Linked DNA regions of Homo sapiens: regions 1 and 3 are each linked to region 2. A link is a loop called in an ENCODE intact Hi-C map of the cell type or tissue named here. Cell type or tissue: heart right ventricle. All regions are shown on one strand. Links, peaks and the distances in the headings refer to the core of each region. The heading gives the core; the rest is flanking DNA.

Region 1 (11,131 bases), core at 1,039-9,038, 280 kb before region 2:
CTCCCACCTCACATCATACAAAAATAAACACCAGATTCATGATCTAAACACAAAAGTTTAGAAGAACCTTCTAAGAAAAAGGTAGGAAGACATTTTTGTTATATATTTTTCTAAGCTTGATATAAAACTCAGCAGTCATTAAAAATAAAGATTGACAGATTTGGTTATATAAAATTTTAAACTTCTGAATGATGAAAGATACCATGAAGGAGGTCTGAGTACAAACAGAAGACTTGGAGAGATTATTTTCAGCACTTACAGCAGTCAACAGGCTGGTGGCTATAATATATAGAGACCTGCTACGTAGTAATAAGAAAAAAACAAAACACTCTTTTAGGAAATAAAATGGACAAAGACACTTCAAAAAAAAATTCACCCAGCATGTAAGTATATGGTAAAGTACCTACCCAGCCTTACTAATGATTGAGAAATGGAGTATTACAAGTGATACAGAAGTTTAAATTTCTATAATATCAAGTGTTAATCAGTGATGTGGAGAAATGTGTACATGCATAGTCTGTTGATGGGAACACACATTTTGCAGTCTTTTTTTTTGTAGGCAATTAGGGAGATTCTATCAAAATGTAAACATAGTATGCCAAACCTATTTCTAGAAGTTTATTAGTAATACTCCCCAATGTACAAGGATATTTGCCCAAGTATTTTCATTGTATCCTACTAACTTTACATATCTCTAGTGAGTAAATACCAGACTCCTGGTCATGAGACTAACACATGGATTGTTTTAAAAGCTTTAGTATGTCTGAGATATTGGAAAAAGACAAAAGTAGAAAAGGTACTGTTCCTTTTCTGTTGAAGTAACTACCCCATCAGCAACCAACTATAGAAAGAATGAAATGAGTTCCAAACTTAGGGACTCAATACATGAGTGTGTGACTAGAGTATCAAGTGCAGTTTTGGTTGGGCACTTTAATCAAGTAGAATGGTCTAGATTTGCCAGCTGATTGGGACATTCAAGAGTCTAGAGTTGAAGACACCTTAATATCCTTAGCCTGGATAACTGGGCTGTTAGTCACCATCAGCTGAGATAGGTGGTTATGTAGAGGGAATGAGAATTTAGGGGCCATGTTAAGAAGTTTGTTTTCAATACTCAAGGGCTTCTGTGATCCAACCCAAATCTATATTTATAACGCCATCTCCTACTATTTTTCTTCTGGAACTCAATGAGCCATGTATATGAAATTGTCTCTTCGCCAAGAGCCTTCTGAGCCATCACACACCCTGCTTTTGCTTAGATTCATTCTGCCTGTGCCATCCCATCGCTCTCCTCCTATAGCAGCTCTGCCTATCTTTCAGTATTTTATTCAAGTACTTTACTTTTCCTTGAAATATCCTAGGTCCTTTCCTCCCCTAAAATCAGATTTAATTATTCATTCCTTTGTTTTCTCAGAATAATTGCTTAAACCTCAATTAGAGGATGGTGTTTTATGCTGGCTGGAATTACCATCAACTCACAGTCTAGAAGATTTTGATTCCCCTCTTCTATAACATGCAAGTCAAAGATTGCATGTTATTCTATCTTGGTTTCCCATGAATCTCTCAGTTTAGAATTTGAGGCTTTAAGTAGAGAAAGGGAAGACAATTTTGGAAGATTTCAGGCACTTACCTGCAAATCAGAAATCATCCAATAGAAGCAACAGTTTACTCCATCTCACCCAAATCTAACCCTCACACATGATGTTGAGATCTCAGTTTGCTTTTGACATGGCACCTCCCATAAAATTACTTACATCCAACACTGCTGCAGCAACGTTTTTTACAGAGGCTTCATTACAGTTTCCTGGACCTTCAGCCAGGGACAGAGTACAAGTACAGAAGCTTCCAGACTTCCTTCTTGTAGTTTGCTGCTGTACTGAAGTACTTAACAGGCACTTAATAAGCATGTATTGAATGAACAAGTGGAAAAGTAAAGCTGAAACCATATGGACATTTGAGTTTGAGCATGGGAGTATATTTTGGTGCCCTTTAGAGCAGCTGCTGAGGTTGGTGAATGTCTACCATCAGCTCTGTGGCAGGCAGTGGGGTTGTAGAGTTAGAGTGCCCCTGCTGCCGAGAAGCTTTTCTCATTCTGATATTCAGACTCCAGGGCTCTGTGGATGGGTCTGAGATGGGGAAACCCATCACCTTTGTGACATTTGGTGGACATATACATGCCCAACATATTTGTTTGTTAGGCGTGAGGGAGAGGATCTGTAATTTTTAGGAGTGCATGAATTAGTGTATACATGTGTTTTTTAGAAGTAGGAAAGAGAAGGTGTCTAATTTTTACCAAATTGTCAAAGGGCTATGACTGGAAGCCAGCTAAGAACCCCAGTGTTATTTTGCAGCCACAAGGCTTTCAGCAAGTCCAAGCCCATCAGCCCTGCTGGAACAACAAGTCCCTTAGTAAAGCGTTTGCTTGATAGTCTCTGTGGGTGGAGCAAAGATCCCACTTGTCTTGAGTGTTTACATGAGCGGATGCACACACCCGCTCTCCCCAGGAGTAGTTTTAGGAAAATAGATACTGAGTGCCAAATATTTACTGATCACAGTGGGATCAGGAAAAGAATAAGACATCAGTCACTCCTCAGAAAGAAGATACAATTACATGAAATGTTCCAATTCCTCTGGTATATTTAAATCATGATTTAAGATCAAAGAAGAGATTTCACAGTACTCCAAGATTCATTGCCCAGTGAATTGTATGAATAGTCACAACACAGGCATTCAGTGGATCTAGTGATTGTTAGGCCAGGTTTAGGAAGGCTTTACAGATACACAGAATGAGAACTCTGGATTGGGACATGGATGGGTACTTTTTTTGTCCCAGTCTCATCTTTGGAAACCAACCCTCCCTCCCTCCCTCCTTTTCTCCCTCCTTCTCTCCCTCCCTCCCTCTCACCCTCCCTCCCTCTCTCCCCTTCTCTCTCTGCTTTTTTTTCATTTGGTTTCTGTGACAGCTTTCTCTCCTTTGGCTCTCTTCTTGCATTTCTGGCTCTTCTGTTGGCTTCTCCTCCTCTATCCTGTATTAAATACCTACATTCATTAGGGAGTGGTACCAGGCTCCCTTCTTTTTTTTCTAAACTTCCTTCCCTAGTGACCCCCTCCATTCCAGAATTGAATATCATCTCAATGTTCATCACCCCCAGTCTTCACTTCCAGCCCAGTCCTTTCAAATCACAGCTTCATGTCATACATGTGTGTCCACCTGACTGCCGTGGGCATTTCCAACTTAGTATGTCCACCTGTGTCTGTAAATTTCTCCTCATATGTTCCATTCTTTTCGATACATGGGACCGTCTTCTGATCAAGCCCAAAATGGAACCTATCCTTTATTCCATCCTCTTTTTTTTATATCCAGTCCTTCACTGAGTTCTGTCCATTTTATCTCTAAAAGATGCCAATTCTTTTCATCTCTTGCTGTCTGTACCAGCCCCACCTTATTCCAAGCCCCTGTATTTTCTCCCTTGTGCTATAGCTCTAGGCCCTGGACTCTGCTGTACTTCCTAGTGCCCTCCCTACTACTTCAATTGCCCCACCAATCAAATCAACCTTCCACCTGCAGTCAGGGTGAACTCTTTATAAGGGAAATTAGATCATTTTATTTTCATGCTTAAAAACGTTCAAGGGCTTCCTGTTGTATGTATCCAAACTTTTTATCTTGGGGTGCAAAGCACTGTACAGTATGGTCCTACCCACTTCTCAAGCCCCCAAGGAACCACACCGACCTCCTTTCTGTTCATATACTGTGCCCACTCACTCCCGCTTCACTGCCTTAGTTCCTACTGTTCTTCCCCAAACTCTCAGCATGATTAACTCCTTGGGAAAGTTCAAATCTCTTCAGCTTAACTGACATCTCAGTGGGCCCTTCCCCAGCCACTCTAAGTGGCTGTGTAATAACCTCTCTCCCCTGACAGTTCTCCTTATTTTAGCACCCTATTCGTTTCTTCCATGGAACTTGGTGTTTTGAAAGTATTCATTTACTTACTGTATGCCTCCCCAGCTCCATCCCACCCTGTCCAGATTCTCAGTTATCTGAAACAGGGCGTGTATTTACCTGCTGGCCATGGTGCTTGCAGAGTGTCAGTGTTCAATCAATGTTTGAATAAAGTAAATGAATCTGAATAGGTAGAAAACATGGAAACAGAGCTAACTGTCTCATGTTCCAGGCAGGTGAAAGCTTACGAGCAAAAGCAGTGTCAGAAAAGCCCCATTAGTGTTTGTAGGGCAGTTAGTCTTTATCCTCTGACCAGAACAGAAAGGAATATAATGGTGTAGTATCACAGATTCAGAAGTAAGTTTGGAGAAGGTGAGAGCAAAACTAAGGAGTTTGGGCTTTCTCTCGTATGCATTTATGTTTCATTAAGGTTTCTAGACAGGCAATAAAATGAATGAGAACACTAAGCTAGCCACGGTGGGCAGCGTCAGTCCTCATTTTAATTATACTTTGTCATAGTTGTTGGATCACTTCTCCCCTTCCCCTACCAGACTGATACCTCCTTCGGGGAAGGTACGATTCCTAAAGCACCATGCAAGACCCCAGCTCCGAACACAGTGCTTGGCACATGAGAGGGGCTCAATGAATATGTTTCAAATGTGTGGGTGAATTAGTGAGTAAACATTGGAAGCAATTATGCATTCATAATAGAGGTTTAGATCCGTCTCCTCCAAACTGCCTTGTTCCCTGGAGGTATCCGAATGGAGGACCAAGTAATCATACAGCGGTTACATCGCTGACGTCCTTCGCTCAGCCACTAGGGGGTAGATTGGCTTTGTCTCTTCTTGACTTCCTTAACCTTGCAGAGGAAGTCTGTTAGAGGATTAACAATAGATACTCTGCATGACTCCAATAGTGTCATGCAGTGCAGTGATTAATATATATAGCAAACAGTTTTCTTGCTAAAGCTTAGTTGATTCAATCTAAATATTCTTTCAGAGAGGTCTTCCTAATTGTAATGACATGGTATAAATATAAGAAGAAAGAATGTCAATTATCACTTCGTATAATAACAGTGTTAGTGTTCATGCACATAAATTACAAGTAAGTTTACCTATTTAAAAGCAAGAAAAGTGCTCAGTTTTGCAATTTAAAACTTTCGAATATGCCACATTTTAAAATTATGTCATTACAACCAGTAGAAGTTAGTAATCACCACTAAAGTGCATGTTCTTGAATAGTTGATGAACTACTCATAGTGAAATTCTTTAAAATATCATTTGAAAGGGTAGGATTTAAAGGCACCTATGTTATATTTATTTTCAAACACTTCAGACTCATCCAACATGCTTTGAATATCTGTTATGTAGCTAGTATCATGAAAACTTCTAGAACTGCACTGTCTCATATGGCAGCTACTAATCACACATGGCAATTTAAATTCAAATTTTCAGTTCCTCAGTCTCACTAACCACATTTCAAATGCTCAGTAACCAGATGTGGCTAGTGGCTACATTTCCATCATTTCAGAAAGTTCTATTGGAAGACATTGCTCTAAAGAAAAGAAATTAATATGACCCATAATGATCACTCTATTTGTAGCATCAGGAATGACTGGAATCTGTCTAGGATTCCAGTCATTGGAGCAGATGTCCTCACCCACATTGATGAAAACACTTCAGTGCCCTCGTTCCCAATAGGTAATGATCCTAAGTCAAATTATGGCCACTAGATTAAAGATGAGGCCTTATCCTTGTCAGTATCTTATCTGTTTGAGCTAGTTGTATATTTTCTTATTTTGTTCTAAACCCATTGTAATGTAGTTTTACAAAATGACATTTTGAAAGCAAACAACTTCAAAGTATTAGCTTAACCCCGAACTCATCCTGTATATTCTAATCTACTGGCTTAAGTTCCCCTGTCTATAAAAGTAATAACTCAGCAGCTTTGGCGGAGTTCCTTCATCCCTTCAGTGGATTCAGGATTTCAAGAGTCTGAGTAGGAGCTTATCATAAAGTGTCTGACAGTGCATACATCAGAAGGGTTTATTGGATAAAGATGCAATCTGAGTCCATCTGCTCCAGATATTTTATCACTTTCTCATTCTTTTGCAGATCACCTACAAAGCAGTCAGTTCCTTTGACCCAGAAATAGATTTATCCAATCAGAGTGGAAGAGTTTCAAAGCTGGGAAATGAAACCCATTTTCTGTTTTTTGGACTGTATCCGGGGACCACATACTCCTTTACCATCCGAGCTAGCACAGCTAAGGGTTTTGGGCCTCCAGCAACAAACCAGTTCACCACCAAAATATCAGGTACTCTACATTCGTGAGTTGTGTCTTTTATCAGAAGTAACATTTTTGTCCGTTTTCATTCCCATTGTCAAGTATGCCAAGCTCGCCCACACTAACATTGTATCCAAAGGAATACTCCTGGATGCCTGAAGCTCAGACTCACAGCTTTAAATGAAGTACTACAAATATTTCTCATTTGGGAGCTTAAGATCCTCACATGTTAGGAAGTGGCTATTGTTTTAGCAGGGCGTCTTGGAGGACTTGGGCATGAGGCAGAAGGTTCTGTTGAGACACTCTCATCCCCTTGTCAATCCCAAGTTGCCAGAGCAGTACTGTTGGAAAAATCTCTGTAATGAACCATGAACCATCGGGAGCTCTGCAGAAAGACAGTCATATAGAGTCTGCTTCCTGAAGGATCAGCCTCCTTGGGATCTCTACCATAAGAAACTTCTGTCCTGAAGAGAGAGGCAAATACATGAGGGTACCAGGAACTGAGGGCCTCCAGCTTTTTGCTTTTAGAGACTTAATTATGCCATCTAACAAAAGACGTAATTTGAGAAATATTTCTAGGCATGTTCAACTGTGCAGAAAATGTCTTTGTACTTCAGACTAGAGGAAATTAAGCTGCCATCTGGTATGGGATATACAACAGCAATAAAAAAATTGCATGAATATTTTTTCCCATTTTTTCCCCTTTGGGTATGAGTGTGGAAGTGTTGAGTTTTGGCTTTAACTATTTTGTTTGGGGTGGAGCAGGTGGGGTGGAAGTAGGGAAAGGAGCTAACTCTTGTTATCAGCCATGGTTAGGTCAATAATATTTAGCCTGACCTTTATATCTTTTATCTCTCATTCCTTGTTTTGTATTAATAAAAGTTATCATTTGGAGTTGAAGGAAAGGAATATTCACAACTAGAGTATTGTAAGTGTTTGGCTAGGTTTTGAGGGAGGGTTTAGAATTTTCTTTTTAAGCAATTATAACAAGGGATAATTTTTTATTGTGTAATATTTTATGAGCACAAACTTGACTTGAAATTTAATACACTTGATATTCTGTGTATAGAATTAGGTTATAGAAACAGTATGGAGAGTTGAGAAAGAGAAAATAAGTCTTTGGGAAGTTAGAATAATTAGAGATTAGAAAACTGACACAGATTGAAGAAAATGGGTTGGTAGAAGAAAGACCACTGGACTTGGAATCAAAAAATCTAGGTTCTAGTTATGATTTTGCCAGGCACTTCCTCTCTGATTTTGATCAAATAAATTTACTCCTACATACAAATTAAGATAATATTATCTAGCGCATGAATTTATCATGGGGATTTAAAGATGAAATAAGTGCCAATATATATACCTCGAAGCATGTTTTAAGAAATTTTTCCCATGTAAGTTACACTACAAAGATTATTGTCATAATGAGTGTATTTTTTGAATAAAATAATTCATTTTTGCTATTTTTATTAGATAAGAATTCTGATCAACATGGCCGTATTAGTCCGTTCTCACACTGCTAATAAAGACATACCCGAGACTGGGTAACTTATAAAGAAAAGAGGTTTAATTTACTCACAGTTCAGCATGGCTGAGGAGACCTCAGGAAACACAATCATGGTAGATTCTAATCAATGGTTTTGACCACTTTCAGCATGCCAAGTTCAAATAATTTTATTGAAAATCAAGCAACCTGACATTTTCATTAGCCTATATGGCTCATCAAGAATAAGTATTTGATTTTTATAGTCTTAAAACAGTTACAGTTTACAGGTCCTGTTTTCAATTTTCATGGACCTAAGAGAGGGAACCACTCTTGTTAATTCTATGTTATGAATTGGAGTTAATTTTTAAGAGAATTGAAATAAATTTTAATGCTGAGATCATTCAATAAATGGAACTCAGAAGTAACCCATATCTGTTATAAACAAATCTTTTTGTATATGTAAGACAATTTTAAAAACTGTATTTGCAAGAAAACGACCTCTAGCTTTCTCATCAGGAGTCTCTACCAGTGGGCTGTGAAAATATGGTATGCCCTCCCACATCACAGCTCCGTGTAATGATTTGTCTTGTCCGTAATTACTGAAGACCTCTGTTGCTATCATAATAAGACTTAACAGTCTAGAGAAGGAAGATGCTGGAAACTGGCCTTAGAAATAGGATTTACATTGGGAGGAGAACTAACATTTGTAGAATTATATTTGCCTGTCTCTCTGTTCTCTCTTTGAATTACGATAATAAACGTAGAGGGTAGTTCCCCCCATTTTGAGATGTATAGAAGCTCTTATGCTAATTAAAACAAAACACAGCAAAAAGTCAAACCCAAGCCTTTCTTATTTCAGTTCCTATGTGTTTTCCACTGTCATGCTTTTCTGAGAGCCCACAGATTGTCACTAATTAATTCCAACAAATCTCTCTGACTCCCACTGTCCTCTTTAAATCCCCAATGAGTCTGGTACATGAAAAACCTTGATTTAGATGGAATAACTATAAAGTCCAATGATTATTTCCTAAATATGCCTTTAGCATAAACAGTTTATTTGAGAATTCATATGTACAGAAAAGTGTACCAATTGTAAGTGTACAGCTCGGTGATTTTTCACAAGCTATGCTCATTTAGCCAGAATCCAAATCAAGAAACAGAATATTACTCACACCTTAGAAGCCCCCTCATACCATCTCCCAACTTCAACTCAAGATCACAGAGGACAGTATGGGCTGCTTTTAGCAGCTGTCCCTGTGATTCTATGTAGGGAATATATGTGAAGCTTGCTCGTGGTTGTTGATAGCTGCAATGTAAAGTAAATGCACTGTGTTCTTAATGCTCTTTGTAAAAGAAAGTGGAAACTAAACTGAGAAGATAAACCAGAAATAATGAGTCTCCCATTCTACGCCTTTTTCCCCAGCACCCTCTATGCCAGCTTATGAACTTGAGACACCTTTGAATCAAACTGACAATACCGTGACAGTCATGCTGAAACCTGCCCACAGCAGAGGAGCACCTGTCAGGTATGGAACAGAGGGTTGGGCCGGCTCTAGATAGAAGAAAACTAAATCAAGTTGATTAATTCCTCCAATGTGTTTTCTAGGGATTTGCTGCAAATCTCAGCCAGCATGTAAATCCATATGTTTATTAGCTCTAATTAAAAGTAATGACTGAGGAAAATGAAAGGGCTTTGATGTAAGGTGATCAAGTATTGTTTAAAGGGTTTTATTCTGATGCAAGTGAGTTGTTCTTTTGAAGATAAGGAACAAAGCACTAGTCTGTTGAGGAGGTAGTTTTAAATTAAAAGGTGACTGCTTGATGCAATTTGGTTACCCAAGGGCAGATGACATTTTTGTTCTCAGCTCTGTTCTTTGAATGGATGTTTCGATTTTTTCATTTGTGTGTTTACTTTGGGTTTTATGTCATTTATTTTTTAGTAAATTGGCTAATTTCTCAATAAAATATGAGATGTATAGTTTTTTGAAAAAATAACAGATTATTGGAAAGAACATTGTGAAGTCTTTATCTGAACAGATTAGAGTTAATTACCAACATCTAGGCCCGCATCTTATTCCATGATGATTTATATAGCTAAGCAATTATAAAGTATAACTTGTATAGTGACTGAATAAAATAAATTGATTATTTCCACGACAGAGCAAAGGATGCCTGAATAGCTCTGGAGTATCAACTTGTCATAAACTCATTAATCTACATAAGTGAAATTTCTACTTGATTCAGAGGGATTTAAATGTTTTACCTTTGTATTTTGGAATAGTTTCCCTTCAGAGTCATCTATTACTTTGAATAGAGTACTTGGAAGAAAGATTTACATTGACAATTAAGGCATTATAGGGTTTATTTTCATGTTTCTTTTGTAGAATTTGATTTCATTAATGTTTTGACACCTGGCTATATTTGATCATGTTTTCACTGCAGTATCATAAGGCAATCAGTTAGATTTCTTTCTATTCAGTAAAATATATATGGAGGTTTCGGTTCATAAAGTCATAAGTAAAACCAGAATAGTATTAGTTTTTAGTGAAGTCAGATTAGGGAAGAGTCACAGAAATTTTTATTTGAAAAATCTCCAAAATGTTTAAAACAATTTTTAGTTTATACTGTAGAATAATGCAACACAGTAGCTCATATGAGGTTTCATGCTTGCTGTTCATAGATGCAGTTTGTGAGAATACTATGAAATATATAAAATCTCTATTCCAAATTGGAGATAGTGTTACTGCTACCTTTCGAGTGATGTGCTTGACACTCCCCAGGCCCTCTGGGTTGATTCCTGTGGGTGGCACTGAGAGGTTGCACTAATCCAATGGACCCAAGGCACGCATTAGATGCTATCCAAGACTCAAGTGTACCCATGACCATGGCTCAGTCTTTTTTGACTTTAAAAGCTGAAATTTATTAAATGAAAATGTATGCTCTGACCATGGCCTTGGGAGTGTCATTTGTTTCTGACCCACTTAACAGTTGCTCAGACTCAGCAATAAAGGGTCATTGGGACAGGACTCAATATTTTACTGCAAAGCATCATGATCATGTGAATAGTTAGAGTTCACTCAGATTCAATGCCTCCAAACTGAAGGAAGCTGAAAGCTTAATCATTTTTCAAAAACAGCCAGTTATCCCATGGTACTTTGTTCTTATATGGATACCTTTTGCACATTTTCTATACTTGTATCTTACTTTCAAACCCTTTCAGTTGGATTTTCATTCGCATCTTTGTATAGATCTTTCCAAGACCAAGTTTTGTTGGTTTGTTTGTTTTTGAGATGGAGTCTCACTCTGGTCGCCCAGGCTGGAATGCAGTGGCCTTATCTCAGCTCACTGCAGCCTCTGCCTCCCAGGTTCAAGCGATTTCTTCTATCTCAGCCTCCCAAGTAGCTGGGATTACAGACGTGCTACTG
Region 2 (11,131 bases), core at 1,092-9,091:
ACACAGCTAGGATTAGCCCCAAGCCCTCCTGCCTGCCTGCCAGGCTTCTTTCTGTTACAGCACACTGTGTCATCATTAAATGTTCATTTTTAAGATAGGCTACAAAAACTTTATCCGAGGTTCTTAAAAATAAAATGTTATCCTTCTATCTAGAAGAAAAGAATATCGTGTGTGTGTTTCAAGAACTTTCCCAGGTCTTGACTAAGTCAGAGAGGTCACATCTTGGCAACTTGGGAGACACAGGAGACCCAGTGCCTGAGCTCACCAGCTCTAGGAACCCTGATATGTGCCTGTTATCCTGCCACCCCAGTCCTGAAGCTGCTGCCCTCTTCTCAAGCAGTGTGAAGGATCCAAGCAAGCCGCTGGTGATGGGGTTGCCAGACACCTAGTCCTGGGTGATCCCCGGCCCCAACTGCTCCCAGCTCTGCCATATCCGACCTACTCACACATCCCTTGTCGCAATTAGTTCGCACCTTGCACTTAGCAGCCCATCCCAGCAGGGCAGCTGCCTCAGCTGCAGAGAGCCCCATGGTGGTGGCAGTGATTACATACACCTACACAAAGGAACTAGGTACCCTTTAAAAACACTGCTCCTACAGAAAACCCATTCCTGTGTCTTCCTGCTCCTGTTGAATACAAACTTTCCTTCCCAATACAATTCCCTTTATTTCAAAGTGTAGCATCAAAGTGCAGCAAGAAGGGCCTCAGAAGCAGCTGACGGTCACAAAATAGTGACTGCTTCCTGCTGCTGTCGGAGGATCGCGCCCTCCCAGCCCCCACCTGCCAGAGCCTCAAGACCACTCCAGCTGCCCTCTGCCAACTCCCCAAGTCTAGAATATCCCTCTCTTCCATATCCACCCATAGAAACAGCACTCCATATTTCTGTCTCATTTGTAAGGTAGTTTCCCTTATGAAGCTTTGCATACCTTTCTTTGGAATTAGCATACTTCTGACTGCCAACAGCAGTTTTCATTTTTAAAATTTTAATGAACATTTACTTGTGCTGAGCATGTTCTAGGTGCTTTACAAGGAAAAGAATTGAGTTAATATTCATAACAACTCTCTTAGCCCATTTTACAGATGGGAAAATGGAGCCAAAGTCACACAGCTAATAAATGGGACCTGGCTTTGAACCCAGACAGTGCGGCTCCAGGGAATGTGCTCTTGACCAGTCAGCTTGCCCCTTATTCTGCCTTGAGTTGAGTTTGTTGTTTACACATCTGTCTCTTAGTGACTATTAGAACTATGTCTCCTTGCTCTCTGCATCCCCAGCAATGCCCAGTCCGGGCTCTGCTTGTCATGCGCTTTCAGGGCTGTCTGAATGACTGGCAGGACAGCCTGGACACCACAGCCCGGAGCTAAGCACAGGATTTCCCTCATTGCAGCCACAGTGTTGGTCCCTTAGGTCTCCTATCTCTTAATCTCTCCCAGCTTTACGTTATGTGTTTGTAAAATAAGGATAATAGTACTTACCCCACAAAGTTAATGGGAGCGGGCGTATAATCAGATAGCGTTAGGAGTTGGAATCGTTTTCACCAGCATGTGATCTAGTCTTTGGCACATAAGGAAACTGAGGGCCAGAACGGTTCTGTGACTGGCACAAAGTCGTAGATCTATACTGTGACCCTGACACATGTGAAGACTGACAATGACAGAAAATACGGATTTCTTTTCTCAACAGATATATCATGTACCACTCTAAGAAATGTCCTCTCTGATGTACCTGGCGGCATATATATGTATTCTAATAATGTCATTGCTCAAAAGATTTCTGAAGTTCTTATTTCAGAGTAATCTGTAGAGTAGTATGTGACACTCTCTGTTTATTGCCCTTGCTGGTGGCAAATCTCCCTCCCCTGGCAGGAGGACTTACATTTGGGGAATAGCTAAAAGTCAAGCTGAACCTCTTGAATAAGATGGGGAACAAGCAGTGGAAATAACATGTCTCCTGAAAGTCTGGTTGTAGTTTGAGTGATGCTGCTTTCTGATTAAGTTTTCATCAAGATGAGGTAAGAGAGAAAAGTAACAAGACAGATTTCTCGTGTGGTTTGTAGGATAACACTTAAAATTCCACAAGGGGACCAGGCTGCATGTTTCTTTACAGCTGATGAAAACCAGCGTTGTGGGTACAGATGCGGCCTTGTGCTTATAAGTATTGTATGCCCATTAAATAACAACATTAACGAATAGATGCAATTGGAAAACAGACGCTTTGTGAGGGTACTTTAAGGCAGGACCGTAAAGGCATGAAAGAGGGATTTACTTATGATATGAAGTTATTTCCCAAACTGAAACTATCCAGACTTCCAGAAGCTCTTGATGTAGTGCCAGTTTTGAAATAATCTTCAAGGATGTTTCCCAAGGAAGGTCCCCCTTCCAAATAAAGCCAGTATGAAAGGAAGAATCTAGGAAAGCTATGATAAGCCAGGTACTTAATCAGCAACTTTATATATACTTTAAAAAATCTCATCTAATCTTCACACCCTCCCTAAGAAGTTAATAATAGGATCTCATATTATGCATGAGAAAACAGGCTCGGGGTGGAAGTCATGGAAGTCACCTGCCGCATGAGAAGACTGAGGCTCAGGGGGTGTAAGTCACTTGCTGCAACATCACAAGGTAGATGGAAAAAAAATCCATGTGCATCTTACTCCATCACACTGAGACCAGAGCAATCTGTGTTCTCAGGATATTTAAATGAGTAATATTTTATTCCTGTGAGACCTCTAAACCAAAAGGTTTGGGGATACAATAAATCTGTTATCTTGGAAACAAAGCTGGCAGCTGCTCTTGGCTGGGCTCTATGTGGTAGCTGTGCTTCATGGCAGTGTTTTTGCTCTCACTATCCAATATCCATCCACCCTCTTCTCAGCGGGCCCAAACACAACTATTAATAGAAGTATGGATACTCGGTTTGGATATCTCTTTCAAAACAAAGAAGAGTCTCTTAAAAACTCTTGAGAAATCAAAACTTGTAACTGCCTTATTCTTTTTCATCCCTTCTTCCCCTTTAAAGTTGTATTTATTGGATCACATTATGGTGCCCCCAACTTAAGAGCTAACAAGTACATTTCTTAGTCCTTCTTCATCATGGGTTTCTTAGCAAAATGAGTACTCATGCGCATGCACATAAACACACCTTCAGTTCTGCCCAGACTCCTTCCTGTGGATGGGGAGAGTTGCTGACACAGGAGGCAGAGTAGAAACGCAGCAGCTTGTGCTAATGGAAAAAGGAGGATGATGGTTTCAGAGCATGCATTCTGCTCTCCTGCCCACCCCTCCACCCGTCTCCAGTTCTGCCCCCAAAAAGGCAGCTGAAGTCATTTCAAGGCTTCCTACTTTGTTTCTGTTCCAGAGGCCAAGCCTCCTGGTAAGACTGAGGAAAGCGTAAAGCACCTTGAGTTCCATCCTCCCAAAGGGCCCTGTAGCTGGAGTCAGAGCCTGCGTTTCAGCCTCTCCTTCACCACCATCTAATTTATTGCCTTGAGCAAGCCACTTGCACTCCCTAGGCCTGCCTGTTGCTTCTTCCTTCCAGAGCACGAGGAAATACAAGGAATGAAAAGGATCGAGACCAGCCTGGCCCTTGCTAGGTCTCTTCTGGGCAAATCACATGCTCTTCCATCCACTAAGTGAGGCCACAGATGTCAGAATGCAGCCATCCAGTGTGTCCAGTTCAAAGTAGAAACTGCTCGGTGGATGGGAGTTGCAATGATCTTGAAAATGAGTGTTTGGAAATTGACTGTCTCTGAGATTCCTCGCAGCTATATTTGATTTGAATCCCCTTCCCCAAAACCACCTATTGTGTTGGGAGTTAATCAAACCACACTGATAGGCAAATGGACATGCCAATCTCTCTCTCCCTCTCTCCCTCTCTCTCCTCTTGTCAGATAAGGTTTGAGGGAGAGAGGAATCAGCAGGGGTTCCCCCTAGCTGTCCCTCCACCATCATAAGCCATGCACAATTGTCAGTACTCACCTCTGCCCTCCTCCTTCTCCGGGACACCCTGCCTCCTCTCTCCAGGCCTCCATGGGCTCCTTGGCCTCTGAATTCCTGTAGACATCTAGAGTCCAGATCACAAAACAATCACTTAATAGTCGGAATTTTCATTTGTTCAATTTCCATTTTTGGATAAACTGGGCACATGGCTAAATGTTTTCATCACATTGTATCAATTAATCCAGTGGTTCCCAAATGTATCTACACTTCAGAATGGCCTGGGGAGAGGGGGGCTTCAATAAACTACTGATACCTCTGTCCCACCCCAGAAATTATGATTTAATTAGAGTATGGCCTGGGCTGTAGAATTTGTTAAGACCTCCCTCCCCCCAGCTAAGTGATTCTAATGTGCAGGCAAATTTGGGAACTGCTGACTTCTTAGAACTCTCTGCCATAGGACTTATAATCATGTCCTATTTACAGATGAAGCTCCTGCAGTTGAGCAAACTCCAGTGAGCCCCTCAAGCTCACGTCCACACTGCGTGAGAGCCAGCACTCCAGCCTGGCAAGACTGCAGCTGTGCTGTCTCAATCCTTGCTACCCACAGTGTGGTCCAGAGACCACAGCATCACCTGGGAGCTTGTTCAAAGCGCACATTTTCAGGCCCCACAAAGTCAGACCTACCGAATTTATTCAGAATCCCTCCAAGGGAGTCTCATGCCTGCTTCACTTTGATAACGGCTGCTGTAGTCATGTCAAATGCCCTGAAGGTTACAGTCATGTGCTGGCAGCCTCGGGAGCCACAGCTCTGGCCCCTAGCCATCCTCTGACTTTAATTTACCTGAGTATTATCTGGGCTGCTGGTTTAAAATGACCCACCTCAAAGATCTTTTTTCAGGAAGTTAGAAATCCTGGAGTTATAGCGTTTCTGTGCTGTTTCGTGTTTGTGAGTTTTAAAGCCAATAAGGATCACCCCTTTGGAGCAGGGACCACACATCTATTCCTGCCGCCCTCTGGCAGTAATGAGCAGGTGGCAGGGCTCGGGACTGTTAGCCTGATTGATGGCCTGGTGGAACCACCACCAGGGCACTAAGGTAATTAGACGATCTGTTTCTGGACCTTGCTTTCTGGGCTGGAGGCTGCCGCCTTACGTGATTAGGATGCGTGGGAGGCGCCGCCTCTCCTAGAAGCTGTGCAGGTAGCGCTGGGCTGCAGGAGGCAGCCAAGCCAGGCGCACGATCAGAGCAGGGACGCCTCCCGTTCCTTGGTTCCTGGGCTCCAACGGGCACCTCCAAACCAATAGTTCCAGCATCTCTGTATGCAGACCTTAGAGGACAGGAAGCGACTGCGAGCCCCACACTCTCCAGACACGGAAACTCTAAATGCAGAGAGAACGAAGCATATTTTGTCTTCCTTTTCCTTTTTTTTTTTAAGCAAAATAATAACTTGACACAAGTCCAAGTAGTTAAAAAGATACTAAAAGAAACCCAATTTAGAAGGGCTTTTAGTAGGCTGAAAACAGATGTGGCAAACCATTTCGGGATATTCTGGGAGATGAGATGGGGAGGACCGGATTCGAAATGCCTGGGCCGCCTGTTCTGGGCCCGCCCCGCCAGGTGCCTGTGCTCGGGAGGGGCCTTGCCCAGCACGCATTCTAGAAGGAAGCGGCCCCGCGCCTCCTCCCTCGCAATTACCGCCGGGTCGGAGGCATCCGGGCGGTGCGAAGTCAGCACCGTGCCGAGCAGTTGAGAGCAGACGGTGTTTTCTTTTCATTGTTCCCTCGCTTCGCTGGGAGAGCGGCGGCACCTGTTCCGCGGAAGCGCGGCCAAAGTTGGAAGCCCTGGCGGCTGCTGCCTGCAGCCGACGCGCGGGGGCGCCCGGCTTCATCCGGCCGCGGGGGACCAGGAGCCTGAGAGCCTGGAACTGGGTGCGGGGGGACAGCCAGCCCGAGAGGGCCCAGGGTCGGATTTCGGATGGAACCAGAGCTCGCTCCAGGGAGTTGAAGGAGTTGGGAGCGCATCTCCCAATAATCCCAAAGAAACCGAGCTTTCAGTGCATGCAAGGGGCATTTGATTTCCCTCATTTCTGAGCACTGAAGCACTCCACTGTCATATTTTTGAAATTCGAGAACAAGGAGGTTAAAGAGTCTAAATGGAAGACTAGGTGACCATCCAAAATATCATACATCAATTGCATCTTGTAATTAGTAAAATCATTTTTATTACTTAAGGTAAATCTTGATAAGGTGTTTTTATTAGGTAAGATAAACCTGGTATAACATACGTTGCGGGTGTGTGTGTTTTGTTCAGTTGTCATTTTCAGAGAAATAAATGAATTTTTAAAGTGTATATTTATTCATCAATAATTATTTTTAAAGTGTGCCTGTATACCATATATGTAGTTTTATATCTATCCCACTACCTTCTGCTTGCATAACTGAAGTCACAAAAAGGTAAAAACTAATCCCCCAATATACAGAAGAATCTAGTATGTCCCATAAAAGCATCTTTGCTAACTGGCATCGTGAAAGTATGGTGCTGGACACTCTTGAAATGAAATCATTGTTACTGTCAAATTAGACATCTCCACAAATATACATGATCTGCTCAAACTGACTTTACATCTGGGAAAGGAGAAATTGTAGGTCTCTCTTACTCTGGGATATTTTTGATAGAGCAAAGGTATCCATGATGTAAATTTCTGAGATATTATAGATAAGCCCTTTATAAAGTCACAAATAATATTCCCATAATGAGGGGGGAAAAGATTCCAAAGAAGGCTGAGCACTTACTGAGGGCAGGGACCATCATTGTCTCCTGCTTTACAGTATCTGCAACTCCTAGCATATCTGGTTTACGTCTTGCCAACTAAAGGTAATGAGGCTTCCCTGGAAGGGCACTGAATCCATGGCCAGAAAGTTTCACAAGGAGGCAGCTGAAATAACCAGCCACATAGCTCATGGGGGAACATCAGTGCACCTCAGGGGGTTGGCATTCTGGGAGAGGTCCTCTCAGCTCAGATTTCTTTTGTAAACTTTCCCAGTCTGGGACTTTCCTTCCTACACTGATCCTATGACTCTGCATAAAATTCAGTTTTATATGTATACATTGCATATTTAGTGCACACAGGACACAGCGATCAGGTGTTGCAGGGTTTGCAGAAATAAGCAAAACAACACCCTTTATGTGCTGGCCAGGAATAAGTTTACAGTCAAACAGTGCAAGAAGGGCATCATACCAGGGTCAGAACAAGCATGTTTCATCAGGGCAGCAAAAAGAGCTCACATCTATGGAGGAGTCTTTGAAGGAGTGCAGCGTGTGAGATGTACTTTAAAGAATGCAAAAAATCTTCAACTGGGAAGAAATGGATGGGAGGAGAATATTCTGAACAGAAGGAATGGTGCGAGTAGGAGTTTGGATCATGGGGTATGTTTGGGGAACAGGGCAAACACTTGTCCTTGAACATAAAATATATGTGCATAGAAAAGAGAGCTATAAAAGATAAGGCTGGAAATGCTGGTTGGGGCCATATTTAAAAACTCGTTCTTACCTGCCTGGCCAAATAATTTGTATTTAGTTTCAGAAAGTAGTTAGAAATAGGAGATTCTTGAGCAGAACAAGTAAATAGCACTGGGATTACACATTGAGAGAGTTTTTGTGGTATTGGGACACATAGAATGCCCATGCAGGAAGACAGTAGAGCCTGAATTTAGGATTGTGGCAGAGGGATTAAGAAGTTGGAAAATACACTTTGAGAGCTGCTTCAAAGACACTCCTAGCCTTGGCAAATGGTTGGGTTTGCGAGAAGGAATGGGTTGGTTAAGGGAATCATAGCAGTCACATAGGAAGTCAGGAAGAGCGCAGTGACTGTGGGGCAAAGAATTCTCTTTTAGACTTATGGTCTTTGAGGTGCTGGCAGGACCTCCAAGGGAAGATGCTCACAGAAGAAGTTAGAAATCAAATTCAGAAGGTTGGGCACAGCGGCCCATGCCTGTAACCTCAACACTTTTCGAGGCCAAGGCAGGAGGATCGCTTGAGGCCAGGAGTTCAAGACCTGGCAGCATAGCAAGACCCCATTGCTATAAAAAATAAAAGATTAGCTGGGCATGGTGACATGTGCTTGTAGTCCTAGTTACTTGGGAGGCTGAGGAGGGAAGATCGCTTGAGCCCAAGGATTCAAGATTATAGTGGGCTGCGATCACGCCACTGCACTCCAGCCTAGATGGCAGAGCAAGACCCTGTCTCTAAAAAAGAAAACAAAACAAAAACAAATAAAAAACATTAAATTCAGCACATGGAGAAACAGGGCTAGAGTTACAGAATAGAAATTCATCCATGGAGGGGCAGGGACAGGAATAGATGAAAATGCCAGGAATCCTGGGGAGGCAGAAGAGGCCAAGGACAGAGCTTTGAGGTGGTCACGTGTTCCTGCCCAGCCTCTGGTCCTGCTCTCCTCTCGTTGATGTCTAGAAAAACATTCTTACCAAAAAAAAAAAAAAAAATACAATTTGCTAGGAGAATTTCAAAAATATGACAGTGGAGTGCTTCAGTGCTCAGAAATGAGGGAAATCAAATGCCCCTTGCATGCAAAATTCTTCCACCTGAGATTAGTTAGAGGCTTCAGACAATATGGAAAGACAATTTCAGATTTTAGGAAGTTTTGTTTATTGAATTTATTTATACTAAAATGAATCTGTAGTTCTAATTTGGGAAAATGACTTAGCTACTTCCTTCAGAAAAAATATAATTCTAATCTTTAGTGTTCAATCTGATTTTCTGCCCACTCCTCCTAAAAAGTTTTCAATCACTTTCTGAAACTAGAAATAATTCAAAAGAAGAGCTAAAATATTGCAAACTTCCTTCACAGTTTATTTTTGCAGGCCGTTCTCTGAGTAGAGATGCACAGGAAATGAATGGTTACAGTAACTGGGATGTTTGTGGTAAAAATACAATTTTTTAAACTTAGACCATTTTTCCAGGTTTTACGTCTCCCATAACTCAAATATTGTTTTCTTCTGAGAAGAATAAAAACACAGGTGATCTACAAAAAATAGACCTTCCTCTTGAGTATACAATTAACTTTTGTGTGCAAATTTTGTCCTATAAATCATAGTGTGACCCATCATGGGAGGAACTCCAAAAAAACCAAACTGTAAACCCATAATTTCTTTTATGTTTTCTAAAGGTCAAATGCTGCAAATACTGGCCAGATGACACAGAGATATATAAAGACATTAAAGTTACCCTAATAGAAACAGAACTACTGGCAGAATATGTGATAAGAACATTTGCTGTTGAAAAGGTAAGTTTTCATACTGCTTTTAAAAGCTATGGTCAGACACTAGTGGTACCATACTAGCCTCATTAACTTACCTAGGATACTTTACACATGCTCATATCTCAATGCAGGTAGGCTCTATCTGATGGTTTCTCAAGATTGCATCTTGCTCTCTGATTCTATAACAGCTCAGTTCCATCTTTAAAACAAATCATTCTCATTTCATAAGAATCTATATTTTGCAAGTAAACCAAAAGTTAATGTCTATTTGTTTATTTTCTTTCCCTGGTTGATATTGTTCTGCCCGTCTCTCTTTCTTTGTTCACAGAACAAAGTTTGCTAAATTTTGATAAATGTCCTTCCAGTTTGGTAAATTTCCTTCATGGTGTATGTCGATATGCATTTTCCAGTAGGGAGTTAGTATCAGTGTTGAGACACAGGTCCTAACTCCTCCTGGAATCTCTCACTTCCTTGTGGCTTTCGAAACCTCTGGTTTAATGTGGACTGATGGATTTTCCAGGTGGAAGTGACCTACCTGGAAACCTAAGTGACTGATCTCCATCAGACATGGGACACTCTTGCATGAACCAGCGCATTCATTCATGCTCACTCCCATACTGGTTTTCCCCTTTTGTAGTTGCTGGTGTTGGGTCGGTGAATGTTCTGCTTTGGTTCTGCCCTGCCTCATCCCATGTGCATGGATGGGGCTTCTTCTCTGGGATGCACTGTAGGGCATAACAGGGAATTTCCTTATTCCCCCTCTTTCTGCTGACATAGGGAGGGGCCGGAGGTGAAGCAAACTGCAGTCCATCCAGAGAAGTGTCACAGGTAGGCTCTGGGGAAAGTGGAGGTGATGTGGCTGAGGAACACTCTGCCTTCCAAAGATCCACAGACTTTTCTATCCAGAGTTGATTCTCCATAACCGAGCCCTGCACAGCTGCCCTGGACTTAGGGATCTTGGTGTGAATTTGTTAGCTTCTACTCATGTAATAGTAGCAGGTCTTCTTGGAAGACCTGGGTTATAGGCAGATTGCTAGGGAATTGGATTTTGGCCTTCCTCTCCACTCTATATTCTTTTTTTTTTTTTTTTTTTTTTTTTTAAGACGGAGTCTCGCTCTGTCGCCCAGGCCGGACTGCGGACTGCAGTGGCGCAATCTCGGCTCACTGCAAGCTCCGCTTCCCGGGTTCACGCCATTCTCCTGCCTCAGCCTCCCGAGTAGCTGGGACTACAGGCGCCCGCCACCGCGCCCGGCTAATTTTTTGTATTTTTTTTAGTAGAGACGGGGTTTCACCTTGTTAGCCAGGATGGTCTCGATCTCCTGACCTCATGATCCACCCGCCTCGGCCTCCCAAAGTGCTGGGATTACAGGCGTGAGCCACCGCGCCCGGCCTCCACTCTATATTCTCACTGCATCTAAATGCGCTTTTTAGATGAACAAGACCAGTTTTAGGAAATCAAGGAAATTGCAACATCTGCTTATTGGCTAATTTAGTCTGATGTTTTGAACTACCTTTCCTGGTTTGCAGATCCAAATTTGTCATAGAATCACAAAGCTGGAAAGACTTTATTTTAATCTGTTTCTCATACTATTTAGCATTTTTTTTCTTAGCCTGTCTTTTTTAATAAGCAGGCAGAAAGCTTGGAGACTTCAAAGAATGAGGAGTTCTGGTTGACTCAGTTCTTCAAGTTCTGAACCTCACACTTTGATGTCAATTTTTTCCTTCTTAGGCAGAATTGGAAAAAAAAAAAAACACATGGAGGATTTTTGTATGGCTGTTGGCAAGAGCACTCATGAATAACCGCATTAAAACAGCGATAAAAGACCCTCAATATTTTTTTCTTTAAAAAAAAATCCAAAAGCCATCATTTAAACATGGAGTTTTTTTGAACAATAGTCAGCTCTCTAATAAGCTGAAA
Region 3 (11,131 bases), core at 2,129-10,128, 79 kb before region 2:
TATGACCATGATGAGGTACATCATATTAGAGCAGCCAAAATAAAAAGCAGAGACAATACCAAATGTTGGTGAGAATGGAGAGAAACTGTATTTCTTGTAAACTGCTGCTGGAGTGTGAACTGGTACAGCCACTCTGGAAAATCTTTAAGCAGTTCTTAAAAAACTAAAACAGATGCCAGGCGTAGTGGCTTACACCTGTAATTCCAGCACTTTGGAAGGCTGAGGTGGGTGGATCACCTGAGGCCAGGAGTTCGAGACCAGCCTGGCCAACATGGTGAAACCCTGTCTCTACTAAAATACAAAAATTAGCTGGGTGTGGTGGTGGCCGCCTGTAATCCCAGTTACTAGGGAGGCTGAGGCGGGAGAAACGCTTGAACCCTAGAGGTGGAGGTTGCAGTGAGCCAAGATCGCACCATTGCACTCCAGCCTGGGCGACAAGAGCTAAACCCTGTCGCAAAAAACAACAGCAACAATAACAACAACAACAGATTTACTACATGACCCAGCAATAGCACTGCTGGGCATTTATCACAGAGAAGCAAAAATTTATATCCCCACAAAACTCTGTAAATAAATATCCATAACAGCTTTATTTGTGATCACCAAAAACTGGAAACAGTCAAATTGCTCTTCCCTAAGGGAATGACTAGACAAACTCTAGTACATCCATATACCATGGAATATTACTGAGCTGCAAAAAGGAATGAACTAATGATATAGACAACAACTTGGATGGATCTCAAGGGCATTGTGCTCAGGAAAAAGAAGCCAGTACTTGATGATTCCATTTGTAGAATCTTCTTGAAATGTTACCGAAATTAGAGAGATGAACAGTAGACTAGTGGATTCCAGGAATTAGGGGATATTCAGTGCCTATTCAGAGATTCCACAAGGAAGTTTTTTTGTGGTGACAGGATATTTCTTTATTTGATTGGAGATCTACACTTAAGACGAAATGGCATGGAACTATACACACACACTGTACCAGCTTCAGTTTCCTGAGGTACAGTTATGTGAGGTGTAATCATTGGGGAAAACCGAGGAATAAATGGAAGCTCTCCATACCATCCTTGCAACTTCCTGTGAATCTAGAATTATTTCAAAATAAAAAGCTTTTTAAAATCTATTTATTAGTATAATTTAAAATTTATGTCAAATTTATTGGTTACCAACATAATGATTCTTTAATTAACTCACTGGTGATTATCCTGATAATAAGGTTAACCTTCAGTTTGAAAGATGCTGGGGTCTCTTTTCATGAGCATAATTTACAACTGTAATGACAAAATGAGGCAAGGATTTATGTCAATTAACAGGCTTACATCTATGAGACATTTTGGGTAAAAATTTTAGCATGGTACTTGGAACACAGAGAGCTGCATTTGTTATCTTGTGTTATTGTTAGTATTATGTTATTTATTTATGTTTTTTGAGACAGAGTCTTGCTCTGTTGCCCAGGCTGGAGGGCAGTGGTGCAATCGTAACTCACTGTAGCCTCAACCTGAAGAGATCCTCTTGCCTCAGCCTCCTGAGCCTGAGTAGCTGGGACTATGGGCATGTGCCACTATACCTAGCTAATTTTTTTTTTTATTTTTAGTCGAGGTGGGGTCTCGCTATGTTGCCCAGGCTGTTCTTTCTCCTGGCCTCAAGCAAGGCTTCTGCCTTGTCTTCCCAAAGTGCTGGGATTACAGGTGTGAGCTACCACACCTGGCCACCATTGTTCTTATTAATACTACTGAATTGGTTATTTATTGTGATTTTACTAAAAGAATTTTTTTGTCATCAAAATCGTTTGAGCCTGCATTTTTTTCTTATGACATTTCTTGGCAAAAACTCAGATTCCCTTTCAGGAATTTTCTTTGCTGAAACAACAGTCTAGCTATTGTGTGAAAGTCCATTCTGGTAATGTGGGTCCTCCAAGGGCATTAGCTCTCGGCTGTTTGCATTTCAAAATTGACCCTCAAGTTTACTTTCATTTACTTTCAACTCTGTTGCCTTCTTGAAAATGTTTTAAGGCAGTACATCTAATAAGCATGAAGCATCTTACTTTTAGTTTAATCCCAAACCTTGTAGTTCTAAATAAAAAAATTGAACCACGTGCCCCTAAGGTTTTAATCTAATATCTGGTTTCTTGAACTGGGGCCAGCTCTTCATTTTTCAAAGCATCAACAGATTCTAAATACAACTTCTGGCAACCTCCTTTTAGCATCTGACCTTGGTTCACTTAAACTAATTGTTATCCTTTCAGCAGACTGTGATTCTGAAGGGGGAAGAAACACTATACTGTGAAACATTAGAGGAGTTTTTAACATTTGGGGTATAATGCCCTCCATGTAAAATGTCTATTTTCAGTATTACCCTCTCCCTGCCTCTACTAAAAATTAAAAAAAAAATTAGCTAGGTATAGTGGCACATGCCCATAGTCCCAGCTACTCAGGCTCAGGAGGCTGAGGCAAGAGGATCTCTTCAGGTTGAGGCTACAGTGAGTTACGATTGCACCACTGCCCTCCAGCCTGGGCAACAGAGCAAGACTCTGACTCAAAAAACATAAATAAATAACATAATACTAACAATAACACAGGATAACAAGGGCAGCTCTCTGTGTTCCAAACATGATGGTAATTTATTTAAAACTAGATATAAGTATATACTTTTTAAAAAACATATTCAAGAACCAAGCCTCAAAAATACTAAATTTGAATGCACTCAGGATGCATGAATCTTCTGATTTATAATTATCATGTATTTTTCCTCATACAGAGCTCCTCCTATGTTCCAGGTAGATGCTGGGTGCTGAGGATGTGGAAGACTCAGCCCCTTCCCTTGTGGAGTTTATAGTCTGGGGAGGACAGAGATGTTTGTGACTCTAATGATATGTGCATTTCCATCAACATTCTACAAGTTCTACACATTCTACTAATAACATGCCAATTCAGTGGCACTTTATATATGCAAGCCAACATGGTTTTTTCCACTGACATTCACAGGTTTTAATACAGAAAGCAATCCTGTTAAACAATTTAATTATAAAAATTCTACTGTAAACATTAAAAAGCAAATTCAGTAACCTACCTGTGGTCACACAGTTAGGAATCAGTCAGAGCTGGGATTTAAGCCCAAATCTTCTGGTCCTACATCTCATTCTTTTGCCTCAGCACCACTTAAGCCAAGGTGAGACAGTGAATTCAGTTTTCCCCAAGTGTGAGATGCAAACAACTGATGATGTACAAGGTGATTTTTAGGAGGCCCACTCATGGGGAATAAGCTGTGCTGAATTGCAGGTGAGAAAGTGATTGGCTTTCCCGTTAGTTGTCGTTCAATACTTTTGATTCGCCAGGGAACCTTGGTTTGAGGCAAGCGTTCTCTCTCAGCCAAAGAAGGGCCTGGCCTCAGGCTCCGAAGTAGTCAAGCAGCACTGCCTGGCTGGATTGGATGCTATTCCTTCATTTTTGTTGTCTCGACTTTTTCTATTATCTTTACCTGAGGAAAGAGTTCTTGGCTTGGCTGGGCGTGGTGGCTCACGACTGTAATCCCAACACTTTGAGAGGCTGAGGTGGGCAGCTCCCTTGAGCCCAGGGGTTCGAGACCAGCCTGGGCAACATGATGAAAACCCGTGTCTATAAAAAATACAAAAATTAGCTGGGCATGGTTGTGTGTACCTGTAGTCCTAGCTACTCAGGAGGCTGAGGCAGGAGGATCACTTGAGCTCGGGGTCAAGGGCTGCAGTGAGCTGAGATCACACCACTGCACTCCAGCCTGGGCAACAGAGTGAGACTTTGTCTCAAAAATGATGCGAAATTTCATTTGCAAGTACTGTAAATGTATTTGCATATACACGAGTTAAATTTACATCATTCAATAACAGAGGGAAGTGGTGAGGGGATGAGGGAAGTGCTGAAGGTGTACATGAGTGACTAAAATTTGGAAAGACCTCGTGAGTTGCTGCTGAGTCCTCCTGACTGCCTTTGTCACTTGCCTCTAGGGATTCTCATTTGCTCCTTCCCATCTGCTAGTTGCAACTTCCCAATTTCAAATCACATTAGTGAAATGAGTAACGTTTCAAGGGAGTACATTCAGATGACTACGACATTCACCCAAGACCTACTGTAAGATGATGATCTCTCTGTTTTGAGAGGTGAATTGGTTCTTCCAGGATTCCCAAGGGTGGCTGGAACCACCTCTGACTCTACAGATGAGTGATCAGCACCACGTGGAAACTTCCGCCATGCTGGGATTTCTGCTCCATACCAGTGCAGGCTCATTGTTTTCACTTATTTAGAATCTCATATTTACTCTTGTAGACTAAGGCTGACTGCCAAGGCTTCCCTTACAAGAAGTAATCCATGTGATCTAAAGTGAGAGTATTCACATTCTTCAGTAAGATATGACATTTGGCTAAAAGTCAGTCTTTAAATAAAAGGAGAGCCTCTATGACTCTACAGATAACTTTGGGTTATAAAGTTCCATACAAGTGTTTGCTTTTAAGAGTAGGCATTGAACTTTCTGGCAGAGTAAATTGAGATGTAATCATTTTTTGCTAAACTGTTTTAAAAGATATTTCTAACCTTATTTTCTAAATTTCTAAAATAATTATACGTTCTAAATTTTGATCTTTAGTTACCATGACTTAAGTATTGCAGGAAGAGCCTGGGAATTGTGCTGATGGGTTTTATAAATTAATAGGTGTCAAAAAAAGAGTCACAAATATCACATTAAAATTCCTTTTTCTGCTATACTTATTCATTTCCAAGCCTGTCATCTCTTAAAAAAAAAAAAGTATCCTTAGATTTTCAGTCACATTTGATGGAGTTTATGTGCTCTGATTTCCGAGGTGAGGACATTTAAAACTTCACAGCTCTCCAAGAAATACCAGGAAGGGATGTTTGCTTTAAAAAAAAAAGAGAAAAGAGGGACAAGAATAAAACCCCCACCCAACTTCCAAATACTATATAGAGTCAGTGAAGGAAAAATACAGACATGGGAGGAAAAATTGGAAAAAATTTTCTTGGAGACAACAGCAAAAACTGGCAGTCAAGTCAGTAAGGATGTACTGTCATCAAGGTCTCAGGTTTTCATATTAGAATGAGAATAGTAACAGGTGGCCTGATGGAGCACTGGCTGCATGCTGGGTGTGTCACACATGTTGAGTCTCACCGCCCTTCATGTGGCCATGGTGTCAGGAGGGAGACTTGCTCAGTTTTCAAATAGGAAAGTGACAGCTGCCCTGGTATGTTTATAACAGCTTACTCTGGGACAAGTTTATAAACTGGAGGGTGGCAAAGAGACCAGTCAGGAGGCTACTGCAATAATGCAGGCAAGAGATGGGTTGGAGGCTGCTCTCCAAAGGAAGGGAGCAGCTGAATTTCCACAAAAACATCCATCTGCTCTCTAGATGTTTTCAAGATGCCTTTTCCAAGGAGGTATTCTTACTGCTCTCTAAGGATCTGGGCGCATTTGCACAGGCTCACTGTCAAAGTCAGGTGCAGAGGTGGAGGAAATTACAGCTCTTGAGTAGTGTGAACCTCCCAAACTCTGGCAATATCTGCATCAGAGGCAAAATGAAAATTACTGTCTCTCTGAAATTTGGGGTGACAATCCTAGAGACAAGACCTAAGCCTAGCATGACTTATAGAAACACAGATACTTTCAGCTGCCTCTAAAACAGAGCAGTCCTCTTTGGGGGACCTGTGACAGATTGCTCACTGACATCACTATTTTGACACCCCATTAAATTACCATGGCCTCTTTGGGTTTGCAAGGGCACTGCAGTGAGAACAGGGGCAGATCCAAGTTCCAGAATCTTCAAAGATTGATCTCATTGATATACATGGGAATCAAGAGATAGGCAACTCAAAAAAGTCAGCTTTGACCAAGTTTTATGTAATAAATCTAAACACATAGAAACCCTTTGGTCCAGCTTCTCCAGGACACCATCCTCATTCCATAAGAAGCAGCAGAGAGTCTTGCAGGAAGAAGTAATCTGGAAATGCAGGCTTTGACTTCCAAACTGATGAAATATTCTTGTGATGAGCCCTTGAGAGCCCCTGAAGGGGGGTGCCAAAGAAACAAGGACTCCCTGAAATGCAGCTGAGAGCTTCATCATTGGCAACATGACAGAGGCACCCAGCCTCGAGAAGACATTCCAGATAAGGGGGAGCCCCAGGCATGGCTGAGGATGTAGGTCTCTGTTATTAAACTGTTTTTTAGGGAACAAAAGAAAAGAGTAGTGCCGGCCAAGAAAGGGTTGAATATCCCCTAACACCCACCGTCTGCTTCTTACAATTAATGCCCTACTGACACTCACCCCAATTATATCAAAATCATCTCCTTTTTGGAGCCACCTTATTCTGCGTCAGTCTCTATAATCCCACAGAACAGTGGCCTTGTCCAAGGAATGTTCAGCAGCCGTGAACACTCCGCAGTTACTGTTTCCATGACTATTTCCCCTTGTCACTCACTTGAAGGATATGTTTTTTTGCTCTTGCCACTTGATCAATGGTTCTCAACTTATTTCTGCTCCAGTGCTCTTGAGGGCTGTGTCACTTCATTAGCGGGAGCTGACTACCACAGTGCTTCTGAAGGTGGGAAGAAAGGGGACTTTTGAAATGGAGCAAATTTGAAGAGAAAGAAAGGCAACTTGATTGAGGGGCCCTCCAGGGTGTTCATACTCACATCACCAGGAAGCATCGCTGTGCAGGTGGTGATAGGACTGTGCCACTGAACTGGCTCATTCCATAAAACGTGGTAACCAGAAATCCTTGGTGGCTTAAGACCCATGGCCAGGGTGACTTCAGAGTGCCACATGCACAGTGCAATGCATCAGGCACAAAGCCACAGGTTCTGAGCCAGTTTTGAGGCCAAATGGAGGCGCACTAAGTTCAGAGTGGAATGGCCTTGGCTTGGGTCCCAGCTCTTCTGTTTACCAGCTGTGTGATTTCAGGGGAGCCACTCAATGTCTTTCATACTAAATTTCCTTATCTATACAACAGGATTAAAATGCTCACCCCCCAATAGAGCTTCACAAACCTCATAAGCATGTATGGATCAACAGGAAATATATGACATTGCTGTGGAAAAGGCACTTGTAAAATCCCTCATACAGAGTAATATTCAATAGAATAAGAAACATATTCTAAAGCTCAGTCAGACATCATGGGGACTGTTTATAGGCATGAAAACATTGTGTGTGTGTATATATATATATACACATATATACGTATATATATGTATATATACGTATATATGTATATACATATATATACACACATATGTATATATATACATATATGTATATATGTGTGTGTATGTATATATATACATATATATACACATATATATATATACATATATATACACATATATATATATACATATATATATACACATATATATATACACACATATATATATACACATATATATATACACACATATATATATAGGCGGCAAACCTCAATCCCATTATCAAAAGAGAAAGAGCTATTAGGTAAAGGAAGATAATTGTACGATAACAATTGCCGAGATCATGATGGCTGCTCTGAATCCTGCAAAACAGAAAAATTCTGCACAATTTCACGTTGGATTAAGTTGCAATAAAAAGTGGCCAGAGATTAGCAGCTTCTTTAAAAGATCAGTGAATGTTCACATTTAGATTTCGGTTTGTTTAGAAACCTAGTTCGTGTGTCTAGATTCTTGTTTTCACCCAGTCCTCACCTCTCTTAGCCGTGAAGCATCACATGCTCCTTTTGCCTGCCTTTGTTCAGGACACTGGAGAATGACAGTGACCAGTGACCATTGCCATCACTGTGCCTGAACTTCTGGGGCACTCTGCCTTGTGGCCCATCAGGCAAAGTTAGGTGTCTTCAGTTGCTTTAGTGCTATAGCAATAAATAGTTTATATGGGATCTAATAAAATGCGATGCTTCGAAGCACCAGAAGAGAAGTCTGAGCAGAAAACAAAGAAATTTCACAGACTTTGCATGCCCCAGTGAGTTCATCTTCCTTCTTTCAGGGTGATGATTTTAGTCATTTTACATGCACAATTTTATTCATATGAGAAAGGGAGGAAAAATTTTATTTCAGAAGCATCTAAAAAACTTGACTCTGCACTGCCTGAAAACATACTGCACATTATGTACGGCCTTGACCTGCATCCCTTTCTTTCTGGCAGCTTTTCTGTTGAATAGGATTTTTTTCTCCTTTTTTAATATCTAGGAGTTGTGGCATTTTTAACAGACTGCATCGTTTTGGAGTAATGTTCTCTTGAGGTGGGCAACTGAGATGTATAATTATATCCTGTGGAAAATGGTGGCGGTATGAGGGGTGGGGAAGGAGGTTATTAAATCACAAAAACATGTTTCCTATTCAGAAAAAAATGACAGTATGCAGGATGTTCAATTTCCTTCTGCTCTGTGCCCATGGAGAGTACAGCATCTTCAAGTGGGGAAGTCATTGGTATTCACTGGAGCTTGCCTGGTTTCATTTTTATTGTTTTGGAGACTTATTACTCTTTCAGAGTGGTTCCCAGGTCTGCTGCCTCTTCGCAGTATATATGAGCTAAGGTAGTCAGAGGAAACACTTTAATTACATTTTAAGTAGAATAAAAGCATAAGTATATTTATGAAAATTCTAACAGAAGGTGCAGTGAGACCATTAACTTAAATCCCAAAAATACATCTAGTGTTTTTTTCATAATAGGAAGTTCATAGTTGGTGTGTTAAATTATACCTGCATATTTAAAATCTGCCCTAAACACTAAATATTGCCTAAATGTGCATATTATATTCAAAATCCCACCTATAAAACTTGTGCTGGGAGCAGGGGCCATCATTGCCTGCCTCACACACCTGTCCTTAAGTTGCTGCTCTGCAGATGGGATGTCCTCAGGGGCTAAATGATGCTTTTAGCCTTGGTTCCCTCAGCCATCCCTCCTGCTCTCTCTCATTGGGCCTCTTGTTCAAAATTATGCCTGAGCTTTGGTCGAATTTGATTTTAGCAAGCCTGAACATAATTCTGACAAGGGAAGACTCTGAGGTGAGAGTTAGAGGAGGAGTTGGAGGTTGTGCTTAAACTTGAATGTAAGGATTTGTCTCAGGCATAGAAAGATGCAAGGTGAAGATAAGCAAAATTTCCTCCCAGAGACCAGAAGCCAGTCGTTGGCATATGCTTCGAAAATCCTTATTCCAAAGAACAAAGTTCTTTTCTGTCGCACTGGGAGGATTCAAAACCTGATTAGCTTTACTTTCAACAAGTTTGAGAGGAACCCTTCTTTTCTACAATATAAATTATTTGGTGATTACTTCCCAAGAATATTGGTTCAGAGTAGAATTCTTCTTAAAGCATTCAATATTCAGTTTCTGTAATTTTAAAAGAACATGTGTAACTTTTGACCTCTTAAAGATAAAAAAGATAGCTAAAGAACCTTTTATTCTTGCCCAAAGAAAAATGCACGGGTGAACATCTTACAAAATGTGCACTGACTTTGCTTAATTTATTAAAAGATATTTAAAAGTAAAAAAGTATGTGAAAAGGAACATAATAGAATAATTGCATAGTAAAGTTACACATAACCCAATGTTATTTGATTTTCCCCAGGCACATTTTACTGTTGTGTTTATTAGTGATTATGCCCATCTCATGGTCTTCCAAAAAAAAAAAAAAAGGAAGGAGGGTGGACTCACAGGGTCGTTAAGAGAATCCTCAGTCTCTCTAGGGAAGGAAGAATAAAGGAAGTGTATCTGCCACCTCTGCAGCTGCACATCTGTGGCAGTCCCGGCTGCAAACTAGACATGAAGCAGTATTCTAAGGCACTGACGGCAGTGTTCCTATCCCAGTTACTGTACTTGCCCTGAGAATTGTTAGCCAGGAAAGCAACCAGGGGCACACAGTCTGAGAGATCGTACCATATCATGGCTTCTCTGAATATTCAGTGGCTCCAGAGCTACAGATGAAGTTTTATTTTCTAACTAAAAATTTAAACAATTGGTTTTTGTCTCACTTTAGGCATAAGAGGGAGTCTAAAGTAAATATTTTCTCAGATATCTTGAACGTATATGCTAGAAAAAAGCCATAACATTCAAAACTGGATCCATCTTAGGAAAAAAACATTTTTAATCTCCATAACAAAAGGAAATAAAAGCCAAGGCAACCAATCTAGAAAGCCTTTCCCTTTTCTCTCTGGGCTCCCATAGGTTTATTACTTATTTTCTAAGCCAGGGATAAAGACTCGTGGTCTTAATAATCCAAATGTATCCATGGGGAAATTGGCTATATAATTGAAGGAACACTTACGGAAAATGCAAGACACCATCACCCTATCTGTATGGAGTCAGGAGACAGTGACATTTATCTATGGAGGCACTAGTTATCTGACCTTTTCCTCAGAGCATTTCTAATTTTGTTTTGTTTTTTAAAAAACACATTTTGCCATTTATAGTGATTCATGTAATTCCTGGATAAGAAGTTGGGAGGCTCATTGCAAGAAGTTGAACTTTTCCTGCAGTGGCTCCCATGCAATGAACACATATCATGTATGAGAAGAAAAATTCCTGTTTTATAGAAGTAATCAATAGTTAAAATTTAGGTGACATTTTTAATATTCTTTTGTTGTAAACATTCTTTCAGAGACAAGCAGAGATAATCTTGGCATGGAAAACAATTGTTGGCCATGTGTATTTAAGTTGACTTAATAGTGTTTTCTTCTCAAGGTCATTGGGGTAAGAGTGGTAGAGAAAAAGCAGTGGATAAAGAGTCAGAAAACACTGACTTCGGATCTAGGTTGTGTTAGAAGATGTTGAGGTGTCTGTCTTCATCTCATGTCCCTCAGCTGTAAGGGACAGCTCATGTCCTCTCCTCCAGTGAGGATCAGGTGAGAGGATGGACTCATTCATCTGCACATACTTTTGATGCTCTCATAATAAGTGCTCAGAGATGGATAAAACTTGGGCCCCATCTGTAGGAAAACATTCTGGGAACTGTAGTGCTCAAATGCAGTACAATTGGTTATTATTTCATTTGTTGATTTGTGTCTGTTTCTTGGTCACCAATTAAATGAAAATAATACAACTAAAATAACTATTTTTAAATACAAGGGCTATTGGCAGTCCTGTGATAACCACAAATGCTGAAGAAA

What was found. Peaks named below come from ENCODE experiments on the same cell type or tissue, not always from the same donor. Only the 100,000 strongest peaks of a DNase experiment are listed, where the experiment ranks them.
Region 1: a loop joins it to region 2, with 1.9 times the contacts of the local background. A loop is called at or near these places in 5 of 110 quality-filtered maps.
Region 3: it touches region 2 in a loop (2.1-fold over the local background); 4 of 110 quality-filtered maps call a loop at or near these places.

Annotation. Positions count from the first base shown.
Region 1 is chr18:8,079,620-8,090,750 of GRCh38, forward strand. It overlaps PTPRM (protein tyrosine phosphatase receptor type M), which reads left to right. Exons shown (of 33, transcript NM_001105244.2): 10 at 6,052-6,253; 11 at 9,130-9,232. Among named protein-coding and RNA genes, the nearest start is that of PTPRM, 520 kb to the left of the region's middle. RefSeq lists enhancers at 4,437-5,303, 9,170-9,718. In heart right ventricle, for the core only: a CTCF peak has its summit at 4,763 (motif pointing right); a DNase peak (open chromatin) is centred at 4,722.
Region 2 is chr18:8,361,770-8,372,900 of GRCh38, forward strand. It overlaps PTPRM (protein tyrosine phosphatase receptor type M), which reads left to right. Exons shown (of 33, transcript NM_001105244.2): 24 at 9,121-9,237. It overlaps LOC100192426 (a long non-coding RNA gene), which reads right to left and starts at 5,265. Exons shown (of 4, transcript NR_024419.1): 1 at 5,088-5,265; 2 at 3,976-4,060; 3 at 3,140-3,220. RefSeq lists an enhancer at 5,578-6,078. In heart right ventricle, for the core only: CTCF peaks have their summits at 5,805 and 6,012; a DNase peak (open chromatin) is centred at 5,790; H3K4me3 peaks cover 1,019 bases; H3K27ac peaks cover 386 bases.
Region 3 is chr18:8,282,208-8,293,338 of GRCh38, forward strand. The region is part of intron 19 of PTPRM (protein tyrosine phosphatase receptor type M); the gene reads left to right. Among named protein-coding and RNA genes, the nearest start is that of RAB12, 320 kb to the right of the region's middle. In heart right ventricle, for the core only: no CTCF peak of the experiment used is centred there; a DNase peak (open chromatin) is centred at 6,838; H3K27ac peaks cover 782 bases.